2 separate regions of the Mus musculus genome follow, and region 2 is linked to region 1. The links are chromatin loops, found by intact Hi-C in ENCODE. Cell type or tissue: heart. All regions are shown on one strand.

Region 1 (8,000 bases):
ACACACCCCCCCCCCCCCCGCTCAGTGGTATACTGTGGTCGCTCTATCAGCTGTGACTCTGTGACTGCCAGGCCTGGAGCCATTAGTCCAGCTTTCCATTTAAATACCAACTGTGGTGTGGGTCTGCTGTAGGAGGCTGCTGTGCCTCTGGTGTGCTTTGCCACTGGTTGGATGCAGGACTGAAGGTATCTTCCATCGACCTCCAGTTATCTTGTCACAGGAGTGGGGTGTAGACAGACATCTGTTCCATCTCTGCTGAAAGCCCTTGCAGGGCTCTGGGGTAATGAAGGAGACATTAGCACAGCCAGAGGATGCTATCAGTAGGGGAAGGGAGGAGGAGGGAGAGCTGGTCACACCAGGTTGGGGGCACACCCTCCCCTCTTTCTTCACCTAGCAAGTGATTCCTCCTTTGGGATTCTTCCCTGAAGTGCCTGTCCACAGGCTGGGCCCCACCCCATTCCCCACCTGCTAGCCTGGCCAAGCTGTGGAAGTGGTTGTCAGAGGACAGGGACCACATTTGGGGGCCAGTCGTCCTTTAGTGTCTGCTCAGAGTGGATATCTGAGGTTCTGATGCCACTGCATCCCTTCTGATGTCTCTAAGTACCTTCACCTATCTCTCTACTTGTCCTCCACGTGCCATCTTCCTTGGCTTCCCCGCCCCACCCTGCCCTGCCACGCCCCTCTCCCCATCGCTCCCCTCCCCCGCCAGAGTTCCATCCAGCAGAGAAGGACCAGAATTCCCAAGTCTGCTCTCCCCTCCGTTTCCCTTACAAGGTGAACATGAAGGCAATTTCTGAGCCTGGGCTCTCCCCAGTATAAGCAGAAATAAACAGATTCTCAGCAAGTGACAAGAGCTCTCTCATTAAACCCCAGGGGGATCCTAAGGTCTGAAGGAGCCCAGGAAGGGTCTCAGGCAAGGCAGCATTGGGAATATAAAGTGAATGATAACGTCAGGGGGCAGCCAGCACGCTGGAGAGCTCCCACGTGTCACGAAGCAGGTCTGTACTTGCTGAATCATAACGCCCCGGTTGCGGGTTGCCGTGGCAGCGCGCGGTGTCAAGGGGGTGTTGTGCCGGGGTGGGGGCAGGCTGGAGTCTAGGCTCAATGAGACCTCGCACCCACGGCGCCCCCCCGCGCAACATCATGTCCACCATCCCCAAGTGGTTCAAAGGGGCGCCCTTTGGGGTGCAGAGCCACAGGTGGGGCCCAACTGCTTCCTGGCCTAGCACCCAGGATCCAAGGGAGTTCCTGTGGCCCCACCAGCGCCTCTGCCTCCGCCTCCGGGAGGAAGGCTAACCCAGAAGGCTGGAGCCCGGGAAGGAAGGGAAGAGGGCTGGCTCGCCCCTCCCCCACTCACTTTCTCCTCCTCCTCCTCCTCCTCCTCCTCCTCCTCCTCCTCCTCCTCCTCCTCCTCCTCTTTTCTCCTCCTCTCTTCCTATGTAGCCCTGCTTGGACAGAACTCACAGAGATCTGCCTATCATTGCCCTCTCTGTGCTGGGATTAAAGCCTCTAAGTTTGTTTGTTTTCTGTTCCATTTTTGTAGCAAGTTCTTGCAAACTATTTCCAAACCACCTAATGTAAAATATTCATAGAGGCCACATGGTCTGCCCATCCCATGAAATTTAGCTAAAAAGTTTTGTTTGCAACCCAGGTGTCTTATTTCTTTTTTCTTTTTCTTTTCTTTTCTTTTCTTTTCTTTTCTTTTCTTTTCTTTTCTTTTCTTTTCCTTTCCTCTCTCTCTCTCTCTCTCTCTCTCTCTCTCTCTCTCTCTCTCTCTCTCTCTCTCTCTCTCTTTCTTTTTGAGACAGTCTCTCTACATAACCCTGGGTGTCTTGGAACTCACTCTATAGACCAGGCTGACTTCAAAGTCATAGAGATCCACCTGTCTCTGCCGCCCAAGTGCTGGGATTAAAGGTGTGCACCATTATGCTCAACTGTCATATTTCTTTTTATGTTCTATTATGTAATATAGTTGCATATAAATGACCTACTATGTGCCACACACGGTTCTAGAATCTGTGATCATGAGGTGGTCTGGATAATTAAACGTATATGAAAGATGATATGAAGTATCCACCCTGTAGTATAACATCTATCTATCTACTTGAGCTGGGAAGGATAATGGTAAGAACTCTGAAGAAGAATGAAGCTGTAGGGAGAGGCAGAGCATAGGGTGGGTGGCAGAGCATCTCAGGAACTCTCAAAATGATGAAGCAGATCCAAAGTGACATTCAAGGGTCAGCTCCAAAGTCGCCTGTCCTGGGAAACCAACTGCCTGTCCACCAGGGCTGCCCCAGTCAGGACCAGATGGGCCCTCACTTATACCTCTCTTAGGTTTGATGTCTCCGCTGTCTATCCCAACCAGAAGAAATTCAGCACCTTCACAGAGGCCCCATACTCCAGACATCATTCGGTGGAACTGGTGAGCCTGCTTCCTTTCACGTGGTCTGTGTCCCGCCCCCAATACGCCCGCGCATGCTCCAACCGCGTCCCTTCCCCAATACACCTGCGCATGCTCCAACCCAAGCTTGCCTCATTCTTGGCTCCAGATGTTTGATAAACTCAGGACTATGCTAGAACCCTAGGAGTTTAAGGGCCGCAGGCTTCCTCTTCCACAGCTGTTTCTACTCTGTATTTCCCTGAAGTGGAACAAGGCCAGTCACAGAGGTGGTCAGGACTCGATCTTGAGTGCTGAGCTCCTCCTGGTCGTCAGACTGGGGAACTGTCTAGTTTAATTCCTAGGCCAGGGGTGACTTGCACATGCAAAGGGGTGGGGTAGGTGGTTATGACCGACTCAGCTGAGAGCCTGCTTTAACTTAGTCCCACATAGGACCTGGGACCTATAACTCCAAGGATACCTGCTTCAGCAAGAAGTTCCTGGAACAGAAGTTGGGCTCAGGATGGTCCCAGGCCCACGAAGCCACTCGGCTGACCCAGCTACCCCACTTCCACTACCAGGCCATCAAGAAGGAAAAAGAGCAGCAGGTGAACTTCGGGGCATACCCTTCCCGACCTCTAGGAGCAAGGCTTCCTGTCCACATGGCTATCCCTCCAGAGTCCTAGTGGATACAGCTTCCTCTTGGAGAACACCGTCACCCTTTGGGCTCTTCCTGGCTGGACCTCCCCAGGTTCCTTTTCCATCCTGCGTTCTTTTCTTTTGGGGCAGGTGCACAAGCGTGGCCCTGGCTCCTACAACATCAAAGACTTCATAACTGAGCTGCAGAAGAAACCACAGAGCAAACGGGGGCTGCTCAGCTCTGGGGAGACACGTTTCCGAGGTTTTATTGGGGTACGTGAGCTTGTCTCTTCCACCCTCCGTCCTCTGTGGGAAGACTGTTGCTGTTTGGATGTTTGACAAGCACCCTTCTCTGAACCCGTCTTCTCCCTAGGCTTGCCCAGACCTTCCTGGCTTTCTTGTTGGCTCTTCTGCTCTCCTGTGTCTTGAGCCTAGAGAAACCTAGAGTATATTAGAAACCCAACAAACATATTCATTTAGCTAGGCAACCAGGAAATAATGATTAAGCAGCAACTGAAAGCTGTGTACTGAACTAGGCTTTGGGAGAGCGGGGTGTCTGGCAGTGACAAACGTCAGAGCGGGCATCTTAGTGACACACACCACAGTATGAAGAAGGAAATACATATCGTTCTTATGGAGTTTTGAGGGTAAATGGCACAGGGAAGGAGAGTGCTGTGGGGTGATTTACAGAGAGCAGTCTGGGGAGGCCTCACTGGAACAAAATCTGCAGGGGACTCATAATACCTGATCCATGCACTGGCTTTCTGAGCTATGGACGGAAGCAAGACCCAGTCTCCTTCTTTGGGGGACAGACAGAGCTGATCCTCACAGTGGCCTGATTTTTGTAGCACTGGCCCCACCCCCTCTACCAGGTCTGGCTCCCCAAGGGTCTGGTTGCAGGGTCCAGAGAGGAGGGTGGATTGCATCACCTATGGAACAGCAGTGCCCCCATGTGGCTAGAAGGGGCATACCAGCCTCAGAAATCCAGCCAGGTCTCACCTCCCGGCACCACTTAGCTCTGTTCACTGTACTTCAAAGACCACCTTTGTGTTTAGGCTCCTAGCCACAGTTCTTCTGATCTCAGGACTTCCTGTCACCTCACCCCGACTTGTGGAATGGGACCTACTATCTGCCGGGCCCTGGGCAGAGGGCTTTGCAGACATTCAACTCTATCACTATTCCTTGAAGGAAAGTATTACCATCGCTGTGTTAGTCCCATGGACCATGAAGCTCAGAGGCCTGAGTTCGCCCAGCTAGGAAGTAGCAGAGCCAGGTTCCTAGCCTAGGATTCCGGTGCTCATTCTTTCCAGCCTGTTCACAGCATAGCGAGGAAGTTGATCAGCTTTGTAGTTGTAAAGGGCAGATCTATGGAGGCTGCGGAACAGGAAGGTGGGTCTCAGGGAAGATGGTGTCTGGGGATCTTAGTGTGGTTGATGTGGTTGACAAACCAGAGGGTAGGGAAGGCATTGGGAGAAAGCATTGTAAGCAAGTATGATCAGGGAGACCAGGCTGAATATGAGGTGCTGAGTCAGAGGTGCTGAATCAGATGTGCTGAGTCAGATGTGCTGAGTCAGAGGTGCTGAGTCGATGTGCTGAATCAGAGGTGTAGCTGGACTTGGAGATAAAGGAGTGAGCAGAGGAGGGGGCTCACCGGGGATGCTGTGTGGTGGGGTGGGTAACAGGTGCTCACTCCAGAAACCCTGTTTCCCTTCTTGAGATCTGAAACCCCAAACATGTCTTCCTCAGATGAACCAGAACAAAGACTGGGACTGACAGTCTTTGCATTTCCGTCTCCTGCCCTGCAGAATTATTATCCTGGCCCTGGAAATTATGGGGAGAAGGGGAACCCGTACACACAGCTGGAGGAGAAGGCCTGGAACCGCTCACATTCTGACGGCCTGATGTGTAGAGTGTCTAACAAGCCACCCTTGTTTCATCAGGTACCCCCTCAGCAGCCTCATCTTGCATGGTCCTATGGGGTGACCTCGGGGTAGAGAGGCTGAAGCCCCACCTTGGCCACTCCCCTACAGGCACCATTACCGCTTTTGTCTCTAGGGCAGTGGCCTGGGACCTGGTACCTACACCATCAAAAGCGATCTTGAGACCTTTGTGAAAAAGTCCACTGGTAATCGTGGCCCCTATGACATTTTCTCTGGTGAACGGAGCAGTCCTTTGCCCTATGGACATTACTCTGTGCAGGTATGTGCCTGAGTGGGTGCTGTGAGGTCTAATCCTTGGTGAGCTAATTTTTGATTATCCACAGGAATGTGGCCGTGTGTACCAAGTGCTGCCGGAGAAGGGGGTCTACTCTGTGCTCCTGCCAGGGCAGGGTATGGCTCCCTGTGTGAGGCGAAGAACCTGAGGTTGGCCACACAGATATGATGGGTCAGAGTCACAGTTTGGACATCTGACCCCGCGGCTACTTCTCTCAGCAATAACATGAACTGTACTGATAGACAGGTGGCCTGGCATGCACCAACAGGCCTGTGGGGACCCCAAGGGCACAGGCGCAGTGTCTGGCTGTAAACATTTCCCAGGCTTCATGGACTCAGCTGGGTTAATGGCCTGGGTTAAAGGAGCCCTAAACTGGAAGGTGGGAGAGGAGACTGGGCTAGAAATGTAGCTTGCCAGACTTCTTTCCCATCCCCATCAAAATCCCTTACAGGTTTGGTGGCTTTCTCTGCTTTGCTCTCTTCATGCCTATGGCTGTGGGGGCCAAGTGTGTGTCCAGACTTATTTGTCTTGTCCCCAACTTGGGGTCACTGAAGAGCGGGATTAGTCCAGTTCACAGGTTAGATGCAGGGAAAGAGACCGTGTGGAATTTCCAGTCTCAGGGAAAGAAAAGTGCAATCAATGGAATAAAAACAGCAGCTTTAGTAGGAGACCCTTGTAGTGGGAGTTCCTTGGTAGTCACTGTCCTATGTCCTGTGACATGACTGATCCTAGGGTCTCCTACCTGCCACTAAGACCACTGCCCAGTACAGCAGGCCTTGGGACCCGCCTCCCTCACCCCATGTTGGTACTACAACCAGAGCTGAGCCTCTTTGCTTGAACATTTTTGTTATAGATTTATTTATTTATTTTAAAAGATTTATTTATTATATGTAAGTACACTGTAGCTATCTTCAGACACCCCAGAAGAGGGTGTCAGACCTCATTACAGATGGTTATGAGCCACCATGTGATTGCTGGGAATTGAACTCACGACCTTCAGAAGAGCAGTGAGTGCTCTTAACCGCGGAGCCATCTCTCCAGCCCTATTTATTTTTTTAAGAGCAATTTTAGGTTCACAGAAAAGTTGAGAGACAAATATGGAGTTTCTGCATCTGACACCACATACAGACTCTCCTCACTATAAATCTTTTGAAATGTACATTTGTTCCCTTATATGGGTGTGCGGGATTGTTTCATGTGTTTGTGTGTTTGTGGAGGATAGAAGACAGCTTGCAGGAGTCAGCACTCTGCTCCCACTAGGCAGGGCCTAGGGCTAACACTCAGGTGTTTAGTGGTCTTTACCTGCCTCCCTCCCCCTACTGTCAATGTCCCAGGTCAGAGCAGAGCCTCTGTTAATCAAGGAGTCCCATCAGCATCACTTGGTTTTCTGTGAGGGTTAGTGAACCTGCGATCCCTGGTACAGTGAACCTGCGATCCCTGGTACAGTGAACCTGCGAGCCCTGGTACAGTAACCTGCGAGCCCTGGTATAGGATTTCTTTCTCTCTTCCCGTTCCTCAGAAAATGAAGCCCAAGGAACTGACAGATTACAAGAGCTTTCTGGACGAAATGAACTCACAACACAAGAAGAAACAAGGGGTTTTCTCGAAATATCCCCGAGATCCGAAACACCCCACAGAGAGAATTTTCTGGACAACCCTTAGTCAGTGCCCCAAAAATATGGTCAGTGTACCCCATAGCTTGTTTCTCTCCTGCAGCTTTCCAGTCGGCTAGGGAGGTTGAGGGAGGTGGGGTGCAGCGGTCGTGTAGTGGGGAGCTGCGTCTGTTATTGCAGCCATGATCAGGATTATCCTTGTAGAACCATAGCTGAGCCAGGCCACCAGGAAATCCCAGCCAGTGAGACTTTCTACCTGCGCTCCCTCCTCTGGATCTGGAGAACGGGCCAAGAAAGCCGGGCAGGAGGGAGTGCGATAGGGTACTTGTGTATCTTCAAGTTTGCCTACCTGATCTACCCAGGGAGGGGCCAGGTTCTGCCTGCCTCAAGGCAATCCTCTCTGGGGGACAGTGACCAGTTCTTTGAGTGACTTTTGGTTTTTGTCACTACCACATCTGCCACCCCCTTCTCCCAGCAAGGCCTGCCTCAAAGGCCATAGGAAGAAATAAAGTAGGGGAGGCAAAGGGTGTGTACGGTCTGACCTCCTGCTAACCACTGCCATCCCTCTCCCAAGGGAGCTTGGGAGGGCCATCCCTTGCATTTAAAGGGAAACTAGGCTGCACAGGTTAAAAAGGGTTCACTGGGTCCCCCAAGAGGGGCCAGGAGACTCTATATAAGGCTCAATTCTCTGGCTCCAGGGTCAGTATGCTTGAGTCCCAGGCTGCACTCTGCTCATTTCGAGGGCCCCTGGGAACGTGTAAAGAGGTGTCTGGCTGTGGGGTACATGGAGTGGGTGGTATGGGACATGTAGAACTTAAGGACACTTCCCTTCCCTCATCCTTTGACAAAAGGTGCAGTAGCGCGGGGCAGGTGAGGTCAGCTGCCATCAGCCTTCAGTTATCCATCCTGGGCTGAGATTGCTAGGGCTTCCTCAATCTTTCTTCTTTATTCCCAGGATATAGCTGGCCCTGGTTCTTGGCTTCCTCATGAGACGGAACAGAAACATGTCAACCGGCCACCGTTCCTCCTGGCCTCCAAACGGTGCGGCCTAAAGGCCTACCAGATGATTTTGGGAACCTGGGTGAGTGGGTCTGGGTTGGGGAAGCATGGTGGTAGGCAGGGGACATTCTCCTGCCTCTTCAGACAGCCCCAATTCT
Region 2 (8,000 bases), 190 kb before region 1:
AGCTGCTGCTGCTTTGGTGGCAGACTGTCCAGTCTCTGAGCCTCATTATAGTGTTCCCACTCTAAAGTGCCATTGGTCCATCTCGATGGCCCAGCAGAATCTCTAGGGATTTTGTTAGATAGGCAAGTTCTTGGGCCTAACTTCTCTGTTCTCTGAAACAAAACCCGTGGAGTATGGGGGCTAGAAAGATGACTCAACAGTTAAGAGCACTGGCTGCTCTTTCAGAGGAGCAGGCTTCAATTTCCAGCACAAACAAGGCTGCTCACAACCATCTGTAACTCCAGGTCAAAGGGACCTGACCTCCTCTTCTGACTTCTAAGGGCACACAAAAGTGGTACATAGACACATATTAGGGAAACACCCACACATACAAAATTAAAACGAAAATACAAAACCTGGGTGGGATTCAGCACCATAGATGTTACCCTCTGGGGACCTGATGCAGGCTGAAGTTTGGGTTGTTCTAGGACCTAGGACAGACATCTGCATATAGGGCTGTGGTCTGGGTATTGGGGTCAGAGCCAAGGATGAAGGAGATGCCCTTGGGGCTCAGGTGAGTGGGAAGGAGAGGGAGATGCCAGTGGCAACATCTCTGAAGCAACAGATGGTCAGACCTGCTGAGGGCTCACGGGAACCAGTTCAGACAGGTCGTAGCTCTGTGAGGAGCAGGAACCTCGGCAGAAAGCTCTTGTTCTCTGTTGTGTGCTCCTGGATCAGCCTCGCTGGAAGTCCTCTCTGATATCTAAGCAAACCCCCTCCCACCGTGTGCCGTGTGGCAGGAGGAGGTGAATGTGGCTCTGGGTTTATGGTAAGGACCGGGATGTTTAGATGACTTCCACACAGTATGCCTTTTCCACCTTAGGGTTTCAGTTTGTCCATGTCTTACATGGTGGTGTTGGATTGAAGCTGGTGAGCCTGAGGTATGGTGGTCCTCTGGAGAGAGGGGGGCCTGGGGTGGGAGGTTGTGAGTTCAGCAGCAGCGTCTGTTACATCACGTGGAGTCTCAGTGAGACGAGCTGTCCACAGAAGTCTGACACCCGTTCTGTCTTCCTTGTAACGCTTCACCATGTCAGGCATGCTCGCTCACCATGCACAGAGCAACCTTAGGCTTAAATCTTGCTGTGTGGACCTCTGCGACAGGTTCTGGCTTTCCTGTAGGGCGACACACCTCATAGCCCAGGACTGCACTTGTCCTGTCCTGCCAGGCCTTCCATCTCACCCTTCCATCTCACCCTTCCTCTCAGCCTGCCTAATTCCATTCTGGCTGGCTTTAGTATCACCTCCTCCAGAAGCCACCTGGATTGTTTTAGTCCTGTGTGTGTGTGTGCCAAAGTTATTGTTTCTTTATCTTTGTCTTAACATCATGACCAAGAAGCAAGTTGGGGAGGAAAGGGTTTATTCAGCTTACACTTCCACTTTGCTGTTCATTACCAAAGGAAGTCAGGACTGGAACTCCAGCAGGTCAGGAAGCAGGAGCTGATGCAGAGGCCATGGAGGGATGTTCTTTACTGGCTTGCTTCCCCTGCCTTGCTCAGCCTGATTTCTTATAGAACCCAAGACTACCAGCTCAGGGATGGCACCACCTACAATGGGCCCTCCCCACTTGATCACTAATTGAGAAAATGCCTTACAGCTGGATCTCATGGAGACACTTCCGCAACTGAAGCTCCTTTCTCTGTGGTAACTCCAGCTGTGTCAAGTTGACACAGGAAACCAGCCAGTAGAATCATTTTTTAAAAAAAGTGTTATTTATTTCATTTATTATTATCGACTGTGCATGGAAATGTGGTGTGTGTGTGGCAGAGGGCATGTGTGCCATACCCTTGTGGCAGTCAGGGGACAACCTTGTGCCTTCAGTTCTCCCTTCCACCTTTATGTGGTTCTGGGGATCAAATTCAGGCTTGTGTTGTTGGACAGGATCTTGGTCACTATTCTATTGATGTGAAGAGACACTATGGCCAAAGCAACTCTTATAAAAGAAAGAATTTCACAGAGGGCTGGCTTACAGTTTCAGAAGTTTAGTTCATTATCATTGTGGTGGGGAACATGGCAGTGTCCAAACAGACATGGTGGTTCTGCATCCAGATCTGAAGGAAGCAGGAAGAGGAAGAGACACACTGGACCTGGCTTGGGCATTTGAAACCTCAAAGCTCACTCCCAGTGACACACTTCCTCCAACAAGGCCACACCTCCTAGTCCCTCTCAAATAGTGCCATTCCTTGATGTCCAAGCATTTGAATATATGAGCCTATGGGCGCCATTTTTATTCAGACTACCACTGGCAGCAAGTGCCATTGCACGCTGAACCATCTCATGCCTAGCTTGCTTTCTTTCTTTCTTTCTTTCTTTCTTTCTTTCTTCCTTCCTTCCTTTCTTTCTTTCTTATTTAGACAGGGTCTCCAGTGAACCTGGAGCTCCCCCATTCTGTTAGGCTGGTCACCAAGGGACATTGTACATCTCTGCCTCCCTAGTGCTGGGATTACAGGGACCCATCAGTGCACCCAACTTTTTTACATGGGTGCTAAGAGCCAAACTCAGGTCTTCATGATTGCGACAACAAGCATTTTACTAACTGGGCTATCTCTCCAACCTCTACCCCCATTCAGAAAATACTTACTTTTTTGTTTTTAGTTAGGTATAGGTGTGTGTGTCTGCATCTGGGTATGTATGTGCACATGAATGCAGATGTGGTAGAGCTCAGAGACATCTGATTTCCTAGAGCTTCAGTTACAGTTGGCTTTGAGCCATCTGACATGGATACTGGGACCGAATTGGGCTCTTTTGGAAGAGTAGCAAGAACATTTAACCACTGAGCCATTTCTCTGTCCCCACCCCTCTTTTTTTTTTTTTTTACAGTGTCTAACATTGTATTATAAATCAGGCTGGCCTGAAACTCAACATGTAGCCTAGGCTGGCCTTGAACTCATGGCCATCCTTCTACCTTAGGTTCCTGAGTGTTGGGAGTCGAGAGTTAGCACAATGGTGTTTATCTTGCTGTCTTTTGGGTATAACTTCAGTTTCTCATCTGCAGATACAGAAGTGCAGATCGTTGATGAGAACTCACAAGGAAAGACGTGCGAGTCCTTGATTCCTAGAGTCAAGGCTCTGAGAGAAGAGAGGACTTGCCCAGAGTCCCAGGCATGGTAGTGAACTCGGGGCCTTTGGCAGAGGACTTGTTAGTAACTGTGTAGAGAATGAAAGCAGAAGCAGGAGGCAGAGGACATGTCTGCTGATCTGTCCCCATCTGCTACATAGTGGCCATGGCGCCTTGGATACATCCCTTTCCAGCCCCAGGGATCATCCCTGCGATGTAGAAAGAGGATCAGCAGGAAGCCTGAGTCACAGCAGGGGTCTGGTGCTCCGCGACTTGTCCTCAGCCATTTGGTCACCAGTTCCCTTTGGCTTTTTTAGTCCTGACCAGAGTGTGTCTCTAGTCGTCTGCCTCGAACCTCTTGCAGAAGTGACAGAGGACAGGGAAAGTCCTGGAGAACTTTCACTCGTTGATGGCCATGGGTGCTGAGTACCACGTGGCATACTGGGTGTACTTTGGCAGGCGCCTCATTTACAAGAATTACCTGCTTATAAGGAAGTGGCTGTCAGGGCCCGGTGTATAAACCCTGTTCGGCAGTTGCTGGATGCTAACAACCTGGGCCCAGGAGCCAGTCGGGTAGCACTCCGGAAGGTAAAACTCTGGCAGGTGGGTCTGGTGTCTCTCTAGGAGGCCTTGGCAGCTCCCTGGCATCCTGCTACACTCCAGCCTGCCCTCTTGTGGACGGATGGACTCCCTGGCAAGAGAATGGGAGCTCTGGGACTTCTATTCTGTTAGGCAAGGACAGGGGTAGGGGGCTGGAGTGGGGGCTGGCATTTGCCTGAGTCTAGAGACATAGAGTCCGGTGGTGCCAGTAGGTGGGCAACAGGCCCCACGTGGTTGTGGCCCAGTTGGCAGGTGCTAGGGAGCTTTCTGTGCTGGGGTTGGAGGGGGGGCGCACAGAGGGCGGATCGAGGAGAGGCCAGGACAAGGGGCGGAGATATTAACAGCTGGCTCCGGAGGGCGGGGACCTTGGGAGGAGGAGCCAGGAGAAGCCGGCTGCTTTTGGACTTGCTGGCAGTCCCAGGGCTCAGGTGACCAGCGGCCCTTTAGGAGCCTACAGACCCCCCCACAGCCTGGCAACCCAGCAAACGGAGCAGCAATGATTCAGAATGTGGGCAACCACTTGCGAAGGGTATGGACTGTGGGTTAGGGTGGCCTGGGAGACAAATGGGTCTCCTGGTGTGGGGGCCCAGAAAGTAGATGCTTTCCTCTAAAGTCAGGATCTGCATCTTTAGTCGGGATCTGTCTGTAGTCTTCTTTAGAAGGAGATATTGCAGAACCCACGGACTTCTTAAGTTATAACTAGTACTCTCCCCAAAGAGACCCGGGGACAGTAGGCTCCCTCAGGCTGGCAGTTTGTGGTTAGGTGGAATGGAATCTTCTGTAGCAAGTTCTGGCATTCTGTTTGGTTGAGTGTGTATGTGTGTGTTTTGTGCATAATACTGCTGCTGCTGCTGTGTGTGTGTCATGTTACAATCCAGCTGCTGCTGGTGTGTGTGTGTGTGTGTCTCCCTGGGTCCTGTGCACAATCCCGCTGCCTGCCATCTGAGCTCTGGGCCTCATCACTTCTCCCGCTCAGGACTCCAAGGCTATGGCCTGACAGAATTTACGACGTGAGGGTGTGTGTACAAGGCGAGAACAGGAGAGTAAGAACACAGCCTGTGAGGGAAAGGCCATGTGGAAAATGTCCTATGCAATGACCTTCGAGAGTATTTTTTTTCCTGGAACCTCCTAACTGGGACTTTGGAGTTGAGATAGGTGCTGAGGTCCCAGAAACACCCAAGTGCATAGTGGCTCATTGGGGGGCCTTTGGCCTGGTGCCTGGAGAAGGGCTTGGGACAGGCTGTACCGCCAGTGCTGGGCAAGAGTATCTGCCAACTGAGGTCGGTACAGAAAAGGCCTTTTAAAAAGTGCCCTGGCTAAATACACATCTCACCCGTCCTTTCCCTCAAGTGGCATCCTTGCCCAGCCCGGGCTCTTTGTACTTTTAGGATCTCACCCAGCTCCTTCCATCTGCTACCCCACTAGTGGTTATCTCTGAAAAGCTAGCTGTGGTGTGTGCCCACCTGTTCAGTCTTACCTGGCAGGCTTGCCCAGCTCTCTCCACACCCCACCATCCTCCCTCTGTGTTCTCAGCAGCACTGTAGGGATTGGCTTTTTCTGTCTTAGTGTTCCACCTTGGCTCTCTCTAGCTGCCATATATTCTGTACCTTCCACCAGTGACCACCAGTGACCTTGGCCTCCCTTGCACCTCTGTCAGCCTGCCGTCTCTTTGGCGGTTTCCTTCTCAGCCCTCGGATTCAGCTGGGATGCTGCCTCCTCTGGAAAGCCTTCCTAGATTTCTCATGGCACTGTGCAGTCTTTATGAGCCCCGCTCTCACTGGGATGGAAGATTTGGCTGTGTGTCTCTCTCTTCTACCCCAGTAAACTTTACAAGCTGTGCTTGGTATACCTAGTCCTGGTCAGAGGCAAAGGGATACCTAGGGAATGAATGTGGACAGGCAGTTTCTCTGCCATGTCTAGGATGGAATCTGAGCTATTGGGCCTCTTGCTTCTGTCCCCCGAGCCCAGGGTAGAGTATGTCCACGCTCTGACTTTGCCAGGGAGCATGCTCAGAGTGTGCCCATGTTAACGTCCTCAGTTCAGTGAGGCAGGTCCACTTTATCAACCTTGTGATGGCTGTCAGTTGTCTTTGCTGTCAGATTGTCTGGGTTCAGGATCTGGGTATGTCTGTGAGATGGTTTCCATAGAGGTTCAACTGAGGAGGGAAACCCACACTGAGTGTGGATAGCAGATTCCTATGGCCTGGACCCCATAAAAAGAGAAAAAAGAGCACGTATCTCAGTACCAGCATTGCCTCTCTAGGCTTCCTGTCTGTAGACACAGTGTGACCACCTGACACCATCATTTCCTTACCTCTAGACTGTGTTTCCTCAAACTGTGAGCCAAAACAAGCCCGTATTTCCTTCAGCTGCTTTGTTAGGTACTTGGCTATAGCATAAGAAATGTAACCAGTACGCGCCCCACTCTACTTCTGTCTCGCCACACTTGTCCCAGATGAGGAATAACTCAGGCTCAGAGGGGTCAGTGGCCTGTCTAGGGTCACAGAGGCAGAAAGTGGCAGAGCTGGGATTTGAACTCAATGGTTCTGATTCTAGAGCTTTCTGGACACCAGGCTTAGCCAGGCAAAGGCTGGTGAGCAACATTCCAACTCCGAGTCCTGACTCAAACTCAGCTAGCATCCAGCCTATGGTGATGGAGCCTCGTGTTGAATGTGGAAACTATGCCCCAGGTCCCCAGGGACTTCACATTAGTTAAGAATGATACTGATCACCACCTTTGAACTTATGCCTGGTTGGCACATCTTGATTTTCCGTAGCATCTATTTTAATTTCCTTTGCTCCTATGGAAAAAAAAAGGAGAGTTTGGGGGCATTTTCTTTTTTTGGGGGACTGAACTATTTTTATTTGAGACAGGGTCTCGAGTAACCCAGGCTGGCCTCAAGTTTGATGAAGATGTTGCCAAAGATGACTTTGAACGTCTAATCATCAGTTCTAGCCTGGTCCAGATCAGCTACCAATGGCGCTTGGGGACTGTTTTGATGAGCTATTTGGCCCCATTCGCCTGAGACTCCTTGCTCAGGTGCTAATGTCAAGCTGATGGAGACTGGAGCCAGCAGCATGCATCTGTGCTCTGCTCATTGGCCTGGGTGCTGCTGCAGACCTTCTTATGACCCACCACTTATCCAAGTCTCAGGATAGCTGGAGGGCCCTCTCCATACTTCATCCTCCCCAGCCCAGACTACACTGAGGTTTGGGAAGTAGCCCTTGGATTAGAATCTTGCCTTTCTGTTGTTTTGAGACATTCTCACTCTGTAGCTCGGGATGGTCTCGAACTCCTGATCCTCCTGCTTCAGCTTCCTGAGTCACGGGAGTACAAGTGTGCGCTATCACGTTAGGGTCTCATTTCCAGGTCTGGGAAATTGGCTCAGTGGGTAGAGATGTGATGTACAAACAAAAAGATACGAGTTCAAATTCTAAACACCTATTCAAAGAGCTTGGCATAGCTGTGTGAGCCTGTAATCCCAGCCTTGAAGGGTAGGGACAGGCAGGTCCTAGGGACTGGCTGGGATTTCAGCCTAGAGAAAATAGTGAGCTTCCAGTTCAGTAAGAGATCCTGTCTCAAAGCAATAAAATAGAGACGATCTCAGACATGCACATGGGCATACACACCTGCATGTTCACATGTACTACACACTCATATAAAACACATGCAAACATACACAGGAAAAAAAAAACATTTTCACCCTATTGCTCACTGTGTGACTTTAGGCCAGGTGTTTGTCCCTGAGTCCCTGTGTCTAGGTGACCCTAGAAAGTACCCTAACCTTGAGTCTGAATGTGAGGAGTTGGCAAACCACACTGATGGTGGTCCTGACTGTGTGGTGGCACTCTGATGGTTGTCCTCACTGTGTGGCAGGGGTGCTTCAGGTGTGGGAGGGGAGGCCTACAGACAGAAAATGCTAATGCCTGTCATACAACAAGAGCTCAAAATGGCTGACCCCAAGGACTGGAAGAGCTTGTGGTGGTCCTAGAAGGCTCGCTCTGCAGGAGAATTGAGGACCAACCATTAACAGCTTTCTCGGGAGCCACATATGAACCCCAGCCTTAGCCATGGGCAGACACCCAAAGTGTTCTCACTCTGATGATTTGGATTTATTCTTACAAACCCAGCTCAGCCATCACCTGCCCTTTGACTCCCCATCCTCCTTGGCTCCAGAGTCAACAATGCCCCTTAGAATGTTATGCCCAGTTCTTTTGTTCCCTATGTCGGTGTTTCCTAGGGATTGGCATACCTGTGTAGGGCAGGTGCTGGAGTATGCTGACTTGTGACAGCATAGATCCCAGCG

Evidence for each region. A loop is a pair of places that touch in the nucleus more often than their neighbours do. Peaks named below come from ENCODE experiments on the same cell type or tissue, not always from the same donor. Only the 100,000 strongest peaks of a DNase experiment are listed, where the experiment ranks them.
Region 2: it touches region 1 in a loop (2.1-fold over the local background); 1 of 42 quality-filtered maps calls a loop at or near these places.

What each region holds. Positions count from the first base shown.
Region 1 is chr4:106,610,324-106,618,323 of GRCm38, reverse strand. It overlaps Lexm (lymphocyte expansion molecule), which reads left to right and starts at 1,086. Exons shown (of 10, transcript NM_183182.3): 1 at 1,086-1,199; 2 at 2,335-2,422; 3 at 2,821-2,985; 4 at 3,167-3,289; 5 at 4,822-4,956; 6 at 5,072-5,215; 7 at 6,750-6,911; 8 at 7,799-7,924. The coding sequence starts at 1,105. In heart, a CTCF peak has its summit at 3,972 (motif pointing left); a DNase peak (open chromatin) is centred at 3,883; H3K4me3 peaks cover 693 bases; H3K27ac peaks cover 1,953 bases; H3K27me3 peaks cover 3,613 bases.
Region 2 is chr4:106,795,907-106,803,906 of GRCm38, reverse strand. Acot11 (acyl-CoA thioesterase 11) reads left to right here and starts at 4,076. Exons shown (of 16, transcript NM_025590.4): 1 at 4,076-4,223. The coding sequence starts at 4,191. In heart, a CTCF peak has its summit at 3,773 (motif pointing left); DNase peaks (open chromatin) are centred at 3,926 and 4,703; H3K4me3 peaks cover 1,239 bases; H3K27ac peaks cover 3,790 bases.